Linked DNA regions of Mus musculus: region 2 is linked to region 1. The links are chromatin loops, found by intact Hi-C in ENCODE. Cell type or tissue: left cerebral cortex. All regions are shown on one strand. Each heading gives the region's core, and the rest is flanking DNA. Links, peaks and the distances in the headings are about the cores only. Region 1 overlaps Tnni3k (TNNI3 interacting kinase). Region 2 overlaps Tnni3k (TNNI3 interacting kinase).

Region 1 (8,603 bases), core at 445-8,444:
GAGTGATGCTGAAGTGTAAATACAGCCATGAAAGGAGTTAGAGAGCCGAGCCCCAGAGCCAAGTAGGCAGGCAGGAAGAGTCACTGATAAAGCACCATTTAAATATAAAGCATGAAAGACACGAATACAGGACGTCCTGCTGGGAAGAAAAACAAGTGCAAACTCCCCAACGGTGGGGTGGACTTCACACTATGGGTGGAGTGAGCATTATGAATTCAGTTAGTGGTTTAATAAGAGTTTTTTTTAGTGACATTTTCCAATTCAAGGCCCTGATCATGGCCCTTACACGTCGGGGATGGAGATGTATGTGGAGCCCTGCCTCTTCAGGTGTGCGGGCTGTGCACTGGCACAAGCAATGAACAACTGAGTGTGAAGATCTATGATTCATGTGGATGAGAGGCATGGCGGGTCACACGCGAGGGGTGTGTTGGGCTGCACAGGTTGAATGCACCAGATGGATGAGGTAAGCCGGACACAGGTTGGGTGTGGCCGGATGGGAATCTGCAGGAGGAAGAGTAGGTCAGGGATCACCCGACAGGTTGCTTGGGGAAGAATGCTGAGGACATGGCTTTTCACTTATGCCAATGAGATGGGCTGTGATTACAGGCTTTCACGAGAAGCGCTGCTTCATCTGAGGTGCATGCTCACATGATTACCTTGTCTGCTGCTGTCTCGGTCATGCTTTTAGAAAGCTGCACTAAGAGAAGAACATTTGAGTAAAGTCAGCAGGACAAGATGTGGCTCTGACAGCAGAGAGATAGGTTGAGGATGAAATTTTTATTTTAATGATATAATTCGACTTGACAAAAGTGAACTCAAACCTATCCAGGAGACAATGATCAATCTACAAGAACAAATAAAACACTGCTCACCTTCAAAATACCTTGTAGCTAGAGGTATTCATATAGATTCACCCAGTTCTGAGAGAGACTAAAATGAATCTAGCAAAAGATGGAGAGCTATTTTATGGAATCACTTACATACCAAAAGGATGTGTTTTATTAGTTGGATCTGCAGAGTGTGAAGGTTTTCTCTTAGGCAGAGCATACGTGTCAGACAATTCTACTGTGAGAGAATATTCAGAACAAGGCCTTATGATCCATAAATGTGACCTCACTAGGCAACAGAGAGTATAGCCTGTGTGTATGTGGTTCAGGGCTTAGGTAGTTCACACAGGATCCTGGAGTCACCTCCCCTAGCATCCCTTTGATTTTGACTGCCTGCTTGTGACAGGCAGGGTTCCAGAATGACCCATGAGATCCTTGCCCATTATACATGTATGCATCACCCCTCTGCAGGGGGAATGCACAGAACATGTAGAGACAAGGAGCTGTTCTATCTCTGGTTTTCTTCTGTCTTATCCTAGAGGAAGGTTGTCCTGTGGGGACTATCCTCTCAGGAACAGCACAGAGGAATCAGTCAGAGACATGAGCCCATGCTGGCCAGGAGAAAACCGCACATCCAGTTTGTGAGCTGTCTACATTGGGCACCTTGATTTCAGTGTGATGAGACTCAGAAAAGAACCAATTAATCTGTGCTGGGCTCCTGGCCCATAGAAACAACAAGGTAAAACAGCGACTAAAACATACAGTTTGCTGGAGACTCCTAAATCTGGACTCATTTCTTATACAGTAATGGGCCTTTTATTGCAATGGTTCTGAATTCTGACCTCTTAATTCTGATTACTCAAACTATAGGAATTTGAATTCCTCTGGTGCATTTGGGATATCTAGCCTCAAAATAAATGTTATTACTAAAAAGAGAACAAGGGTTAAGACTTCCTTTGTGTCCTTGCCTTGTGGTTCTACATGGTTGGCTCCAGGATCTTTTTTAAAATTTCCCAGTGCTTGCAATGATTATCAGTGGGCAGGTTGATCATGGAGGCTGTAGATTAACTTTGAAGGAGAGTCTTTATAACTTCACAGTACACTAGACGCAAACACAGGAAAGGAAGAAGTCACGGGTGGTCTGTGGCTTAGGATCTTAGCAAGTAAACACTGTTGTTATTAACTGAACCGGAAAGGTTAGAGTTCATGTTGTGCTCCATTTTGGCCCTGGTTTGGGCCTTGAGGACAAATCCGAGCCTGGCTTGAGTTTTGAGACCTTTCTCAGTCACTTCCTTATCAGGGTGACTCAGCAAGACCTGTTTGGCCCTGCCTCTGCCCTGCCATTGCTGACATAGAGCTTTGCCATTGGCCCTGTCAGTCACCCCATATTCTCTGTCACCCTTCCCCAGCTCCTACATCATCTTACCCCACCAAAAATCTCCCTCCCTATGTTCCAAACATAGAGGCTGATGCCATAAAGTTGAGTTCCTGCTTTGACAAGACTCCTGGCTCGATGTGTTTCTTTTGAGCTGTGGACACTTGCCATCCTGCTCAGCCCCAGAGTGACCTGGGAGGGACATGGACCTCTCTCTTCTCTCCTGGTCCTATGGGCAAGGAGCTGGCAAGTTCACAGCTGGAGAGAAGTGAACCAGAGGTAGAGAGCTGGCACCTGTTTATAGACAAGAGGCTGAGAGGCTGAGTTTATAAACAAACTGACTCAAAATGAAATCATTCTGGGACAACTGAAAATGTAGAGGGAAGGAGGAAAACCAAAGAGTCAATGGCAGAGACAGGGAAAGGTTCAGAGTCAACCAAGAAGACATCTTAGGGACAAAGGAGTGTGCTTAATGCCATGAAAAGTAAGAGGAACACTGAAATATAACATTGAGGAGGTATTTGTTCTCCTCACAAGGAAGATGTTGGCAGAGAAAGTATGATTGGTGTGAAGGTGTGGGGGTGTTCAAAGACAGGATTAGACAACTTTTAGGGCATCTTGTGGGTAAAAGTGAGCAAGCCGATGATGAGCAGGGTAGATCCTTGAGCGTCCACATACTAGTTTTATTTTGTTGCTGATTTTTAAATGGGGAAAAACATTGTGCATCTGTAGACCCGTGGGATAAACACTGTCAGGTAAAGCACGAAGTGGGGAGAATTGCTGGCAGAAAACACACACACACACACACACACACACACGACAGAGCATACACGTGACAGCTAGCTGCAGGTAAAGGTAGGCAAGTCCATCTATCCTTGGGAACAAAAGGGATGAAGGCTATGTGTGGGGAGGAACAGGTGAGTAGAGCGATGTCATCCTGGGAACTGGAGAGCTAGAAGAGTTTGCAAGATGTGACAGAGCGTAGGCCAGACATAAGTAAGAGGCTTGCTCGGCAGTGCAAGAGGCCAGCTGCGCTGAATGTGATCTTAAGATGAGGCTGGCATCATTTTTGAGGAGAATTCAAAGACAAGAAAGAATAAGGAAATTGGGCTTTGTGGGTGAGAATGGTAACAGGAGTGACCAACTGTGGTGAAATATAAGACAAAGAAAGGGATGGGTAAAGCTGGTAAGATACAGGAAATGGAGAGTTAGATGATGCTGTGGTGCCTGAGGTCCTATGGAAAGTGTCTCAATGAGAAGGCTTTGTTTTTCCTGGTAAGACGACTTGGGAGAACCAGGAATTCAGGGTGTTAGAGCTAAAATTCTACAAGTGAGGCACACGAAGGAAGAGACTTCGCATAGACTGAGTAATGTCAGAGTAGGATGGGGAACACGGAAGAACCTCATAGACCTGTTTATGAGACTCGGATAGGACCCAAGAGAGAGCGCCCATGTCAATGGAGAGGGAAAACTCACTAGGGAGAAGGAGACAAGGGGCCTGTAGGCCAGGGTGCTAAGACTTTCAATATGTACAGTAAAGGAACTGAGCATGCAGAGCTTGACTGTAAACCAGTCGTTAAGACACCAAAGAACAGACTGTGTGGAAGAGGTGATGACATGGTGCTCTAAAGGGAGAAACCCTTATAGGCAGCAGCAAGGAAGACACAGCTGCTCACCCACCAACTCAGAGGAGCAGGACTGAGCTCTCCAGCAACGACGCTCCCATTTGTGCAGGCTCCGGAGCCAGCAGTGTCCTCGGGGGAGGAATAGATAGAGAGGGAGAAATTGTTCTGCTACGGTTCTAAATTAGCTGGCTGCTGAGCCCGCACGTTCAATGGGCCTCTCCCCCTCCTGGCAGTGAAACTTTCATAAAAGGAGACGTGGCAGGGTGCACAGTCCTTAGTATCTGACACAGGGAAACATATTATTTCTTTAAAAGAGACCAACGTTTTCTAAGATCTCAAGAATTTTTCCTGTATTTCCTCATTTATTTTTATATCCCCTGTGACTTGAACAAGGCTTGAAATATACAACGGACACAATAACCACTTAACCAAACTTATATGGCATTGCAGTTTGTAATAACCAATATCTTCGATGGCAAGTTTTGAAGCTAAAACTCTAAGTCTGAAAGTAGGGCAGAGTTGTGAGGTCCTTAGTCTGGCCTTGGCTGTCAATAAGAGATGTCATTCCAGAAATGAAGCTGATTACAAAGTGAGGGCCAGGGGTTCTTTCTGGGATGCGCACACCACACTGTGAGGCATCGAGTTGGTTAACAGTTCTCAGCATTCGCTTTTATTCTTCCGTTTTGAAGAAGAAACCCTGCCATTTAAAAACATGCAAAGCTAATTAAAGACTTTCCACTATTTCATTATCTGAATGTAGTTCCAAATTCTGAGTTAAAACTCTTATCACAGAAAGACTCAACATCCCTCCATGAACAGTAAATGAACATTCAATTAGCTCTTCAATACAAGTGCATTTTAAATAAAAATATACTTTATTGCTAATCTCATTCTTTACAAATGCAAATACTCAATTTTTCAAACCCAAAGCGTTTCCTTTCTTTTATTCTTAAGGGAGAAAAATAGTCCTTTCTTGTTTTACAGGGAAGACCCGAGTTCTCTGAAGTCGTTAGGAAGCTGGAGGAGTGCCTGTGTAACGTGGAGGTAAGAATCTCACCTTCTGAAGCATCTATGTAGAAGCTCACAACTGCCAAGACATCACAGGTACATGAGGGTCAGAAGCTTGGTCTTAGAAGCTCTGACAAGCCAATTACATATACAAGTGAAATGAAACAATTCAAGCTGGGTCAATGGGAAGAAGGGTCCCCAATACCTGCACACAGGTTGCTCTTCTGCCCTCTGACACGAAGAAGTTCAGGTTTAACCACAAGTCAAGAAGTATCCACAACTAATCAGTCCCGGGCATGATAAGGTCCTGGCCATCATCCCTGTCTAAGGTCCAGTCTCCTACAGGGCATTCTTACAAATTGTCAGAATTGTCTTGAAATTGCTTTCTTCTTTTTGGGGTCCAAGATCCCCCTTGGCTGATCCCAGGCTTCAGCACTTTCCCTCTCCTGGTGTGAGGCTCCTGGGTAATGTCTTACAGTACATTTCCTCAAGGGTTTGGTAGACAAAGGAAATCGTATGAGAGTCTCTACAATATACCTGCTAGGGAGGTTACAAAGGCAGTCAGGGAACATAAGCGACAGGGCGCTTGAAGACAAGGACTGACTGTGTACTGCATTGCTACATAGCTGACCAATGATGCCCCTAGGAAGAGCAGACTGCTGCTTCTCTAGGGGCAGAAGCAAATTCGTATCAAATTTTGGTGGTTACAAAAATAATCAGGCCAGAGGATGTTTGCAGTCATGCTAAGCTTAAAAATAGGTAAGTTTAAAAAAAATGAAAAGATTAAAAGAATGGGGGCTGGAGAAGAGTATCTAAAAGTGTCTATGACTCTGTCAGAGACCTCGAATCTAGATCCCAACACCTGTGTCTGGCAGTTCACAATTTTCCATAACTCTTGGCCTCTATGGGCACACGCACACACACACACACACACACACACACACACACACACACCACACCGTGTGTACATGGGAGTGTGTATTTATTTATTTATTTATTTATTTATTTATTTATTACAAATAAGTAAATAAAGCAAATATTTAAGATTTGTAAATATAAAAAACATATTGGAAGGTAAATATTTAATCTTTTTTTTCTACAAATTTGTACAGAAGCAGTGAGCCTGCTAGAAAGCTATTGTCCATTTGTGTTCAATACAGAAGAAAGACACTATCTGAAAAAATGCACAAATCCACTGGAAGGCAGAGCCTTTACAGGACACCAAGTGATTGATGCTGAAAATCAGGCTAATGAGAAAAATTACCTTAACATCAAGGAGATGTTTGCTTTAATTTTCTCAATAATTGCCTTAATTTGCTATATGCCTGATCATGAAATACCATTTAAAAATAGGCAAAGGAGCTAAAACAGGAGCACCCATCCAGAAATAATATCTTTCAAACGCACGGGAAAATATAGGGACCACACACAAGCCTGTGGTCCATGCGCATGCAGAGGGAAGGGGCAGAGGCCATGAGCCTGCACAACAAATCAGAAAGAGAATCCTTCAAGAAACATTTCCTTCCTACAACAAATCCCATCTCAGCATTCCTGGAACCCACTCTATTGGGAAATACTTCCAGGCTTGCAGGCCCCAGTCATTCTGTCTCCTTCTTCACAGAAACTTCTGGAGAGGAAGCCTTTCACTAAAAGGGGGCATTCTTCTGACTTAAAGCCTCCCTTCCCTTCCTTTTGGTATGGAAAGTTATGGATATGGGGAGATTAGCTGCTCCTTGGTGTGAGACTTGAGGGCTAACTCCTGATAAGGGCATCTTCTGGAGGACTTGGCTGTTACAAGATACCTTCAGGTCTGAGCTCCAAGAATCCTCTCATGTCACTCACAGACTTTAACCAGACAAGGCTGTTCCTATCCTGGGACAGGATTAGATGGGGATAGGAAGTACCTCATGTGCTGGCGAGTCTTATGTCAATTGGATACACAAACTAGAGCCACTGAAAGAAAGAAACCTAAATTGAGAACATTCCTCCAGAAGATCTAGCTGTAAGTCATTTTCCTAATTAGTGATTGATGGGAGGGAGGGGTCAAGCCCATTTTGGGTGGTGCCATCCCTGGGCTGCTTGTCCTACCATCTACATAAAGCAGGCAGGGTGAGCAAGGCAGGAGCAGCTAGCCAGTAAGCCAGTAAGCAGCACCAGGGATGTTTATATACTGGTGGGGTTTGATTTTGCTTTAATTATATTGTGCCTGTGCCCTGGTTCTTCCTTCTTGAAGAATGTACTTAGTTTAATTTCAATTTTTAAAGGAACCCAATATTGAAAGACTTTGAACTTTTAAAAGGGATTTTTGGATTTTTAGAGAGATTGGATTTTGTTTATTTGTTTGTTTTTTGTTTTTTGTTTCTCAGCCATTTGTATTTCCTGTCTTTGAGAACTTTAGTTCCATGCCCAATCTTATTTTTATTTTTTGGTTTTTTTTTTAATTAGGTAATTATTTCATTTATATTTCCAATGCTATCCCAAAAGTCCCCCATCTGCTCCCCCACCCACTCCCACTTCTTGGCCCTGGCGTTCCCCTGTACTGAAGCAGATAAAGTTTGCACAACCAATGGGCCTCTCTTTCCACTGATGGCCGACTAGAGACATGAGGTGATACATATGCAACTAGAGACACGAGCTTTGGGGAGTACTGGGTAGTTCATATTGTTGTTCCACCTATAGAGTTCAGATCCCTTTAGCTCCTTGGCTACTTTCTCTAGCTCCTCCATTGGGGGCCCTGTGATCCATCCAATAGCTGACTGTGAGCATCCACTTCTGTGTTTGCTAGGCCCCGGCATAGTCTCACAAGAGACAGCTACATCTGGGTCCTTTCAGCAAAATCTTGCTAGTGTATGCAATGGTGTCAGCATTTGGAGGCTGATTATGGGATGGACCCCCAGATATGGCAGTCTCTAGATAGTCCATCCTTTTGTCTCAGCCCCAAAATTTGTCTCTGTAACTCCTTCCGTGAGTGTTTTGTTCCCAATTCTAAGAAGGGGCAAAGTGTCCACACTTTGGTCTTCGTTCTTCTTGAGTTTCATGTGTTTAGCAAATTGTATCTTATATCTTGGGTATTCTAAGTTTCTGGGCTAATATCCACTTATCAGTGAGTACATATTGTGTGAGTTCTTTTGTGATTGGGTTACCTCACTCAGGATGATGCTCTCCAGGTCCATCCATTTGCCTAGGAATTTCATAAATTCATTCTTTTTAATAGCTGAGTAGTACTTTATTGTGTAAATGTACCATATTTTCTGTATCCATTCCTCTGTTGAGGGGCATCTGGGTTCTTTCCAGCTTCTGGCTATTTTAAATAAGGCTGCTATGAACATAGTGGAGCATGTGTCCTTCTTACCGGTTAGGACATCTTCTGGATATATGCCCAGGAGAGGTATTGCGGGATCCTCCAGGAGTACTATGTCCAATTTTCTGAGGATCTGCCAGACTGATTTCCAGAGTGGCTGTACATGCTTGCAATCCCACCAACAATGGAGGAGTGTTCCTCTTTCTCCACATCCTCGCCAGCATCTGCTGTCACCTGAACTTTTGATCTTAGCCATTCTGACTGGTGTGAGGTGGAATCCCAGGGTTGTTTTGATTTGCATTTCCCTGATGATTAAGGATGTTGAACATTTTTTCAGGTGCTTCTCAGCCATTCGGTATTCCTCAGGTGAGAATTCTTTGTTTAGCTCTGAGCCCCATTTTTAATGGGGTTATTTGATTTTCTGGAGTCCACCTTCTTGAGTTCTTTATGTATATTGGATATTAGTC
Region 2 (8,603 bases), core at 335-8,334, 87 kb before region 1:
CCCATCTCTCATGCAGATGTTGATTTCGGGTTAACATCCCTCAGTCAGCTAAAATCACTCTGAGCTCCAGTGCTTACCCTACTGGACAAGACGCTCTCTATCAGGGTAGGTACTGGACAGTGTCCCTATTGGACAAGACGCTCTCTATCAGGGTAGGTACTGGACAGTGTCCCTATTGGACAAGACGCTCTCTATCAGGGTAGGTACTGTGAAAGTTGTACGATTTTATTCCCAGTGCCTTAGTAAACATTCATTTAATATTTATCAAGTTCAGGAAGAAATTAATTATAAAAAACCCAAAGGCTATAAGAATAATATCCATTTCAGTGCTGCTCATATCCAATCTAGTTAAATATTCCTAATTTTGAGGGGGTCTTCTAAACAGAAAATGGCTGAAAGGCTTATAGGGATATTAACAAAATTACTAAGACAATAAAGTTTGTGACATGCTAAGTGTGTTATCCAGGTAGTATAGGCATGCACTCCAAAACATTGTATAAATTGATATTTCATCCCATTTAACTAGAACAACCATGACTGTATGCAACAGTTTATCTCTCCACATGGATCTTACTTTGGAGAATTCAGAGCAGGAATGAGAATGTAATTCTTGCTCAATATAAATGTGGTATTTCATGATTTGAAAGTTGCTTAGTTAGTTAGTTAGTTAGTTAGTTAGTTAGTTAGTTTCTGAATTACTATTTCTATTGCATAAATCACTAGTCTGAGTATTTTTGTGTTAAGGATAATTATATGCCTATTAGTCGCTAGCTATCTTTCCTCAAAATGAAATAAGGTTGCATAAGGGAAGCAGGTAAAAGTGAAAAGCAAAATACTAATTAGTTCCAGTGATCTGATTTCTAATTTCCTCAGGCAAAAAGTTAGTCAGACAAACTTATTGTGTAGTATGGACATTGCTCAAGGCTGTCTGTTAATTCATAAGCCAAAACAAGGCCCTGAAACCCTAGCGATTTTCAGTCAATGCTGACCGTGTAGACTTGAGCCAGCACTAGCTTTTTCTAAGTCAATTGATTTTTCTTCTCATAGGCAACATATTTATTCCCTAACCTGAAGCATTTCCATGCCTGACTGGAATATTTTTGCATGCAATTAATGTTTTCATTTGACTTTCAATGAGGTCTCAAAACAGTTTGGCTTGTCACAGTCAAATTATTTAAATATTCCTGTGAAAAGAGTGTGGGAACCCAAATCAGATTCGTGGAACCTGCAGAAACAGTGGCAGGGCTCCGTGCACTTGTTATGTTCTTATGTCTAAATTCATCATTTCAGAATGTTTTTATGGTGATGCTCGATTTCCTAAGCAAAATGAATTATTGAATGTCTTTAATGGAAATTTAAAAAAAATTTTTTACTGACTCAGGAGTGACTCTCCAAGAAGCATTTTTGTTTCTTTATAAAATATGCCTGTTGTTTCAACAGCACAAGTATATGACACCTTCTGCTCACAGGAAAAATGTTCATTTCTCAGTCATTCTTTACTCTTCCTAATTGAGCAGAATTATCTAAATTATAGACATAAGTATGGCCACAATTCTCTGACTAAATTCCACTTCAGACATATGAAACAAATTACCTAGAATAGGACACATAGGGCATACATACATAGAAATATGCATACAGATGTATATATACACATGCATACACTCATACACACACATATATGTATACATACATGTGCATATGTTTGCTACAGTCTTTTAGAATAAACCCTAGACACGTGCTAGCAAGAGCTCAGGCACTGTGCTGAGCACACAGCCCTAGACACATGCTAGCAAAAGCTCAGGCACTGTGCTGAGCACACAGCTTCAATTGAGATTGAGAGGCTGCAGATTAGCCTATAATGGACAAGGTGAATGGTTTGCCGGGCTCGAAGGCTGAGAACTGAATGCGTTGCAAGGGGGTCAAGGAATCTTTCTGGGTTTGAAATGGTGCTATCTGTCTTGAGACTAGAATTCTAATGTTTTCACAAGATTGCATATCTGCTTAAATTCATCAAATAGCCTTTAAATAGATGGAATCCCCCTCCCACTTCTAAAATGAGTAAAAGATAAATTGTCGAATGCAGGTATAGAATCAAGAAGAGCAAACTCTCTTAAGCAAGATACACAAAGTTGCAGGACTTGGAACTATCCCCATCAAGAACAAAAAATATTTTACCTTCACATTATGTTAAAAAGGAGGAAGAGTCATTGTTATTAAGAGACAGTCTTATTATGGATGTCAAAATAAATTCCAGCTAAAGAAAAATAAACATAGCTGATTGGAGGAACAAAGTTTTCTTCAAAAGCTATCCCTGAATCCACACCCAGCACACACTGAGGTCAAGGTAGTTGTCTAACGATGATAATGTTTGATGTCAAGACTGTGAACAGAACCCGGAATGAAGAGCATGCAATTCCATGAAAAATGCATTTGCCCTCTGTCTATTCTCACAGTCTCTGATATGATATGTTGATAGTGCCAGCTTCTGATGATTATCCCATATATACATTGACCAGCAAAATGCATAGTGTCTGTGCCACAACAAAGACTGATGGAAAAACATGTCATCTCATAACTCTTACTAATTAATAAATATAAGATTTAAGAAGAAGATGATGTGTCCAAAGAGGATTCCATTCATTAAGTATGTGATGTTCAGTGTGCTGCCCTAAATGGCTAAAATGATTTATTTTGTTACACTGGTGAGAGAAGATATCTGCAAATTCTAATAAAAACTGATACAACAAATCATTTATAATCTAGACTATCAAAGTGAGGACCAGTAGACAATATAACTCAGGTTGGTGCAAGAAACACCTTAGAAAGTGAAAAGTTGTCCATCAAATAATCTCTGTGGAGAATACATCCATGTCCACCCTGGTCTAAGGGCTGTTAAACCCAAAATAGGGAAGTTTACTGGGACAATTCAAAATTAGTTCACAAAAGAAAATTAGCTACAAAATAAACACAATGAGGGCTAAGGAGATGCTTGCTCAATGGGTAAAGTGTTTGCCCTAAATGCCTGAGGATCTGAGTTCAATTCCCAGGTCCCATGTGAAAAAGATGAGTATGGATAAACACACTTGTAGTCCCATGGTTGGAAAGACAGAACAGTACATCCATGAGGCTCTCTGGTAATCCAGGCTGGCCAATTTGGTGAGTTCAAAGTTCAGTGATCTCTCACAAAACAACATTGGCATAGCTCCTGAGAAACTCAGGATTGTGGAGCAACATGTTTGTTTGTTCTGTAATTTGTCAGAATATACCATGTGCCAGCGCCTCTGTTGCCACTGCAGACACTCAGGATGCAAAACAGGTTTTGTCTCTATGGGGGATACAGTCTTTGAAGGCTGATAATTTTAACAAAGAACATGCTGAAGCATTGTGGCAATAGATTAACATGGGCAAATATGGAGTCTCTGGTACCATTCCATGAGGGACAGGAGCCAAGACTGGCCTGAGATGCTGCCAGTGGGAGTGTTTTCCAGGTAGAGTCCATCAGGATGCTGAAGATAGAGCTCAGCCCCATCAGAGAAGACCAAGAAGACCTGGGGAAGTGTGCAGAGAAGAGCTTGGGGAAACAGTGCCTAGAGAATTGAGAAGTAAGAGGAGATGCTTACTATGCTAATAACAAGGGGGGACTTGCCTAGAATGAAGACCAAAACAGTATTCTCTGTACCCTGTGAGGACAAGAAAACACCCACACAACTCAACTAGAGGTTCCTAATGAATGTTTAAAACCTCGTAGTCAAAGCTTGCCCTTAGAAAGTGCCCATTAAACTCCATCTTAGAGCCTTAAATGCTTTATGCTGCAATTACAACTCATGCAGTACAGTTAGCCCATTTGCTTGCTTCTGAAGAAATAGCAATTGACACATCCATGTGCTTTACAGTTGCTAGGTGACAGTGCTGGTTTGGAACATAGGCAAACCAACTGCAGCTTTGGGGTCCTCGAGGGTGTTGGTAAGAAGAACAGCAGACCCAGCCAGTAGAATGTTTACAGGAAGTCTCAAAGTCCTAGGCAACCACTAGAGGAGGTTGCAACTGAATTGCTGCATATTGAACTGAATATGCAAGACAGGGGGTGCTGGATCCCATGTGGCTGGTGGACTGCTCTAGTAGAGAAGAAATTGATTCTATAGGATAGAACTCGACCATGCATGCAATGTCCTTTCAGTTAATTTGGGAACTGGCTGCAGAAACGTGCAGAATGAGAGTGGATTGCTTGCACCCAGGACCTGACGGTACACTGTCATCTCTGATTCCGAGTTGTCTTAGGTCAGCAGAATGTGTCCATTCTCCACCTACCAGAGGTGTTTTGGAGCAACCATCTACCTGTGGAGCTTTAGATGCCTCAGTACCTGTCAATCTTTTGCTGGAATGGACTCCTTACAAATAAGGACAATCCTCTCTTTCAGGATAACTCACTTGACTGACTTCCTGCTTTCCATACCTTCCTACATCAGATCTCTTAGTTTCTATTTTCTGAGACTTTCAAATAAATGTGAGTTGACTTCTTGGCCTAGTACCACATGAAGTGCCTGCTTTTCCCATTTTATCATTTTGGAAACAAATGTCTGGCTTTCAGAGGAGCTTCGTCAGTAAAATGTTTAATTTGAAGCTTTAATTTTGCAAAGCTTGGGAGCATAATTAAGGATTAGATAATACACACTGTCTTCTGGAACTAAATAAACTGGTTACAGCTAGAGTTCTGGGAGTATTCTGTGCTTAGACACAGGCCTTCTGTGGCTATTTCCCTGTGTTCCATGGGGGCACTGTGAAGACACGGAACGAATAGTCCTTACAGAGACAGTAAATAAATAGTAGGCACAGCTCTCATCACACCGATTATCTGCAAACAATGAGCAATGTGGAACACAGACACAGGTGAAAGGGAGTGGGCACCGGCTTGATATTTCCTTTATTCTCATAATTGCAAGACAATTTTCTTCAATTACATTGGAGATGATATCAGGGATAATTAAAACTGTGGGGAGAGAAAGGAATAATGGGTTAGATGGGCACAGAGAGGGACAAAGGCTTAAAAGAAAAACCAAATTATTTACAAGCATCGTCTCTGAATCAAGATAATAGAACATTTTAGTGAAAATAAAAGCCAGCCTTTACACAGACCTGCTGCGTCCATCAAGAAAGTAGCTTTGCATGAGATGGGACTCACAGAGAATGGCCGCTGCACAGGTGGCTAATAGGTAACATGGAAATGGGAGGTTTTGTCTCTTAGATCATGTCTAAGAAGACTGGCTAAAACAAGTCAACTAGGACATTTTTACAAAACCTCCATCTCTATGCCTTTTAAAATAACGGATAAGATAAATAATAACAAAGTTGTTTTATTCAGTATTTGTATTACGTTTCTGTCATGGGGATGAAACGCCATAGCCAAGCGACTTATAAAAGGAAGATTTTACCTCAGCTAGAGTCAGAACATCATGGTAAGGAATCAGGGCAGCCAGCATCAAGCGTGACAAGCACAAAGCTGGGAGCCAATATCTTCAAACACAACCAGAAAGCAAAGAGAACGAGCTGGAAGTGGTTATGAGACTGTAAGCAGAAAATAGTCACCTCTACTGACATATATGAGCCTCCCCAAATATCACCACCAGTGAGGCACCAAATGTTCAAATCTCTGAGCATTCTTTTTTTTTTTTAAATTAGGTAATTTCCTCATTTACATTTTCAATGCTATCCCAAAGGTCCCCCATACCTACCCCCCAATCCCCTACCCACCCACTCCCCCTTTTTGGCCCTGGCGTTCCCCTGTACTGGGGCATATAAAGTTTGCAAGTCCAATGGGCCTCTCTTTGCAGTGATGGCTGACTAGGCCATCTTTTTATACATATGCAGCTAAAGACAAGAGCTCCCGGGTACTGGTTAGTTCATATTGTTGTTCCACCTATAGGGTTGCAGTTCCCTATAGCTCCTTGGGTAATTTCTCTAGCTCCTCCATTAGGGGGCCCTGTGACCCATCCATTAGCTGACTGTGATCATCCACTTCTGTGTTTGCTAGGCCCTGGCATAGTCTCACAAGAGACAGCTATATCTGGGTCCTTTCAGCAAAATCTTGCTAGTGTATGCAATGGTGTCAGCATTTCTTATTCAAACCATCAAAGTGTTGTCTTATCAGACTGAGCAGTAAGAAGGAAGCAGGCAGAGTTAAATGTGGCCTTTAGTCAAAGGTTGGTCAGTCTTTGTAAATCAATAGTATCATATAACTTGAAATAATGATTTCAAGCTAATGTAAAAACTTCCTGGAAATCTGATGACATGATGAGCTGCTTCCTCTCTGTGTTCCATAACAGCTTCGAAGTCCAAATTCTATGCAGAGGGTTGAGGTGGCAGTTCTCCTGTGTATGCATCTCCCGTTTTCCAAGTGTGGTGTAGTCTTGGGTGGAAGTCAGTTGGCTGTAGTAACATTAGCTTATTTCTGTGGCCTTTGTTCTATGCTATTGGTCTCCATGTCTGTTTATATGCCAATCCCATGCCTTTTCAGCTATGATGACTCTGTAATAGTTCTTGAAATTAAGTGTTGTAATGCCTCTAGTTTTATTCTTTTGACTCAAGACTTCTTTGGCTATTTTGATGTTTTTATAGCTCTGTATGGATTTTAGATTATTTTTACAGTTCACTTGAGAACATTGATGGTATTTTGGTGGGTATGGCAATGAGTCTTTAAATTGATTTGGGTACTTTAGTACTAATTTTTCCAACCCAAGCTACATTGGTGTCCTTCTCAATGTGTCTCACAAGTTTACAGAAGCCTCTTATTTCCATGGTCAGGTTCATTCTTTGGTATTCACCTTTTTAGCTCTGATTTTTTTTCTTTGACAGGTTTACTGATGAAGTCCAGAAATGCTACTAATGTTCCATGTGTTGAATTGTATGCTGCCAGTTTACTGAATTCATCAGATATAGTTATCTTTCCTTGGGGATCTTTAAGTTTCCTTGTTCGTAGAGTTATTTCACTTGCAAACAGGGATAATTTGAGTCCTTGCTTGCTATTTATAATTCTTTTATTTGTTTTTCCATTCTTAACTCTGCTGGCTAAAGTTTTCTGTACAGAACTGAATAGCAGAAGTGGTGGGGAGCATTGTTGTTTCACTCCTGGCCTTACAAGAAATACCCATAGGCCTTCACCATCTCATATAAAGTTGATTGTGGGTTTCTCATAAATGGACCTTGTTTGGATAGCCATTATAGATAACAGTACAGTGGGGCTTCAGAAAACTAAAAATAGATCTACCACATGATTTAGATTCCCTAGTTCTAGATAGATAGGCAGTAGATATTAATACTATTATTAATTAATAATTGTGAGATACTTAAGATATATCAGTATCCATATGTCCATTGCATAATTATTTAAAAGAGCTGAGCTATGAAATCAGTCTAGCTACCTATCAACAAATGAATAAAGAAAGAATCCTATGCATACAACATAGCATTGTTCTTTTATAAAGAAAGATGGACCTGGAAGTCATCATCTGAGGGAAATAAGTGAAAAGACAGAAAGAAAACTCTGTCTTTGCTCTGTGTCTCAACACATAGAAGCTAAAACTAACAACCAGAAAGGGAAAGTGAGGTTTCTAGAGAGGGAGCATGGAAATGGTGGTCAGATTTAATTGATGTATGCCATGCTCATGTATGGAAATGTCACACTTAACGTCATTAATTTCTACATTAATCTATGGTGATAAAGCGTTTACAACTCAGGTCAATAGGCAGACTCAGTAGGACCCCTTTCAGTATACTGCAGTCCATGCGTGATTCTCCAGGGTAGCTAGCCTACCATGACAGTGTTTTCACTGGCTGGAATCACCCTTTAGATACCTGTTGCCCATTTCGATCATCATTGTCTAGCAGTGGTCCACCCCCATCAGGGTCTTAGCAATTATACTCTGAACAAAAATAAAGGCAAAAGAGGCTTTCAAAGGCAGCACAATCAATACATGCTTATTGGAAACAAATGATGCATGTGCCTTTACGATTGATGTCCTCAGGAAAACTGTTGGAATCTGAGGGTCCATCCAGTCAGAGGATGTATAGTTCCAAACAGATCAAAATTCAATCAATAATTTAATGTATGTTCTTATTATAGTAACGTTACATACGTTTGAGAAAAGAAGAATGTAAATATATATAAAACTCATATATATTTAATCTGCAATCTGTGAAGAGCTGAATGTGTCAAGATGTTGTAATTAGATGCACTTTTCAAGCTGTAACTGGCAGAAATGCACTCACCATGGTTGAAGCAAAACAAGAAATTGTTTCCATTTACCACGACTCAGAAATTTAAAGTAAATGCCATGGAAGTTCAGCAAGACCTGGAATTGCATATCACTGCGTGGAGCTTGCTGTCAGCTCTCAGCTTTCTTACCTCATCTCTTTGCTGCCATTGGCTGCACTCCCAAGTTCCACCATGCAGCTGCTTTTAAAATAGAACCAGGTCTTCAGTTTACACACAAACAGCCCATGCCCTGCAAATATCTGTAACTCACTGGCTTGGCTGTGGTGCATTCCTAAGTCAATCCTCAACTATGAGCATCCCAACAATTGATGAACCACTGTGGGATCTTAAG

Evidence for each region. Hi-C counts contacts between places; a loop is a spot of excess contacts. Peaks named below come from ENCODE experiments on the same cell type or tissue, not always from the same donor. Only the 100,000 strongest peaks of a DNase experiment are listed, where the experiment ranks them.
Region 2: it touches region 1 in a loop (2.3-fold over the local background); 2 of 42 quality-filtered maps call a loop at or near these places.

Annotation. Positions count from the first base shown.
Region 1 is chr3:154,829,914-154,838,516 of GRCm38, reverse strand. Tnni3k (TNNI3 interacting kinase) reads left to right here. Exons shown (of 25, transcript NM_177066.5): 22 at 4,812-4,871. It also overlaps the pseudogene Gm18589. Among named protein-coding and RNA genes, the nearest start is that of Gm20389, 120 kb to the right of the region's middle. In left cerebral cortex, for the core only: no CTCF peak of the experiment used is centred there; DNase peaks (open chromatin) are centred at 2,769 and 3,917; H3K27ac peaks cover 780 bases.
Region 2 is chr3:154,916,646-154,925,248 of GRCm38, reverse strand. All of the region lies in intron 17 of Tnni3k (TNNI3 interacting kinase), which reads left to right. Among named protein-coding and RNA genes, the nearest start is that of Tnni3k, 130 kb to the left of the region's middle. In left cerebral cortex, for the core only: no CTCF peak of the experiment used is centred there; a DNase peak (open chromatin) is centred at 4,815.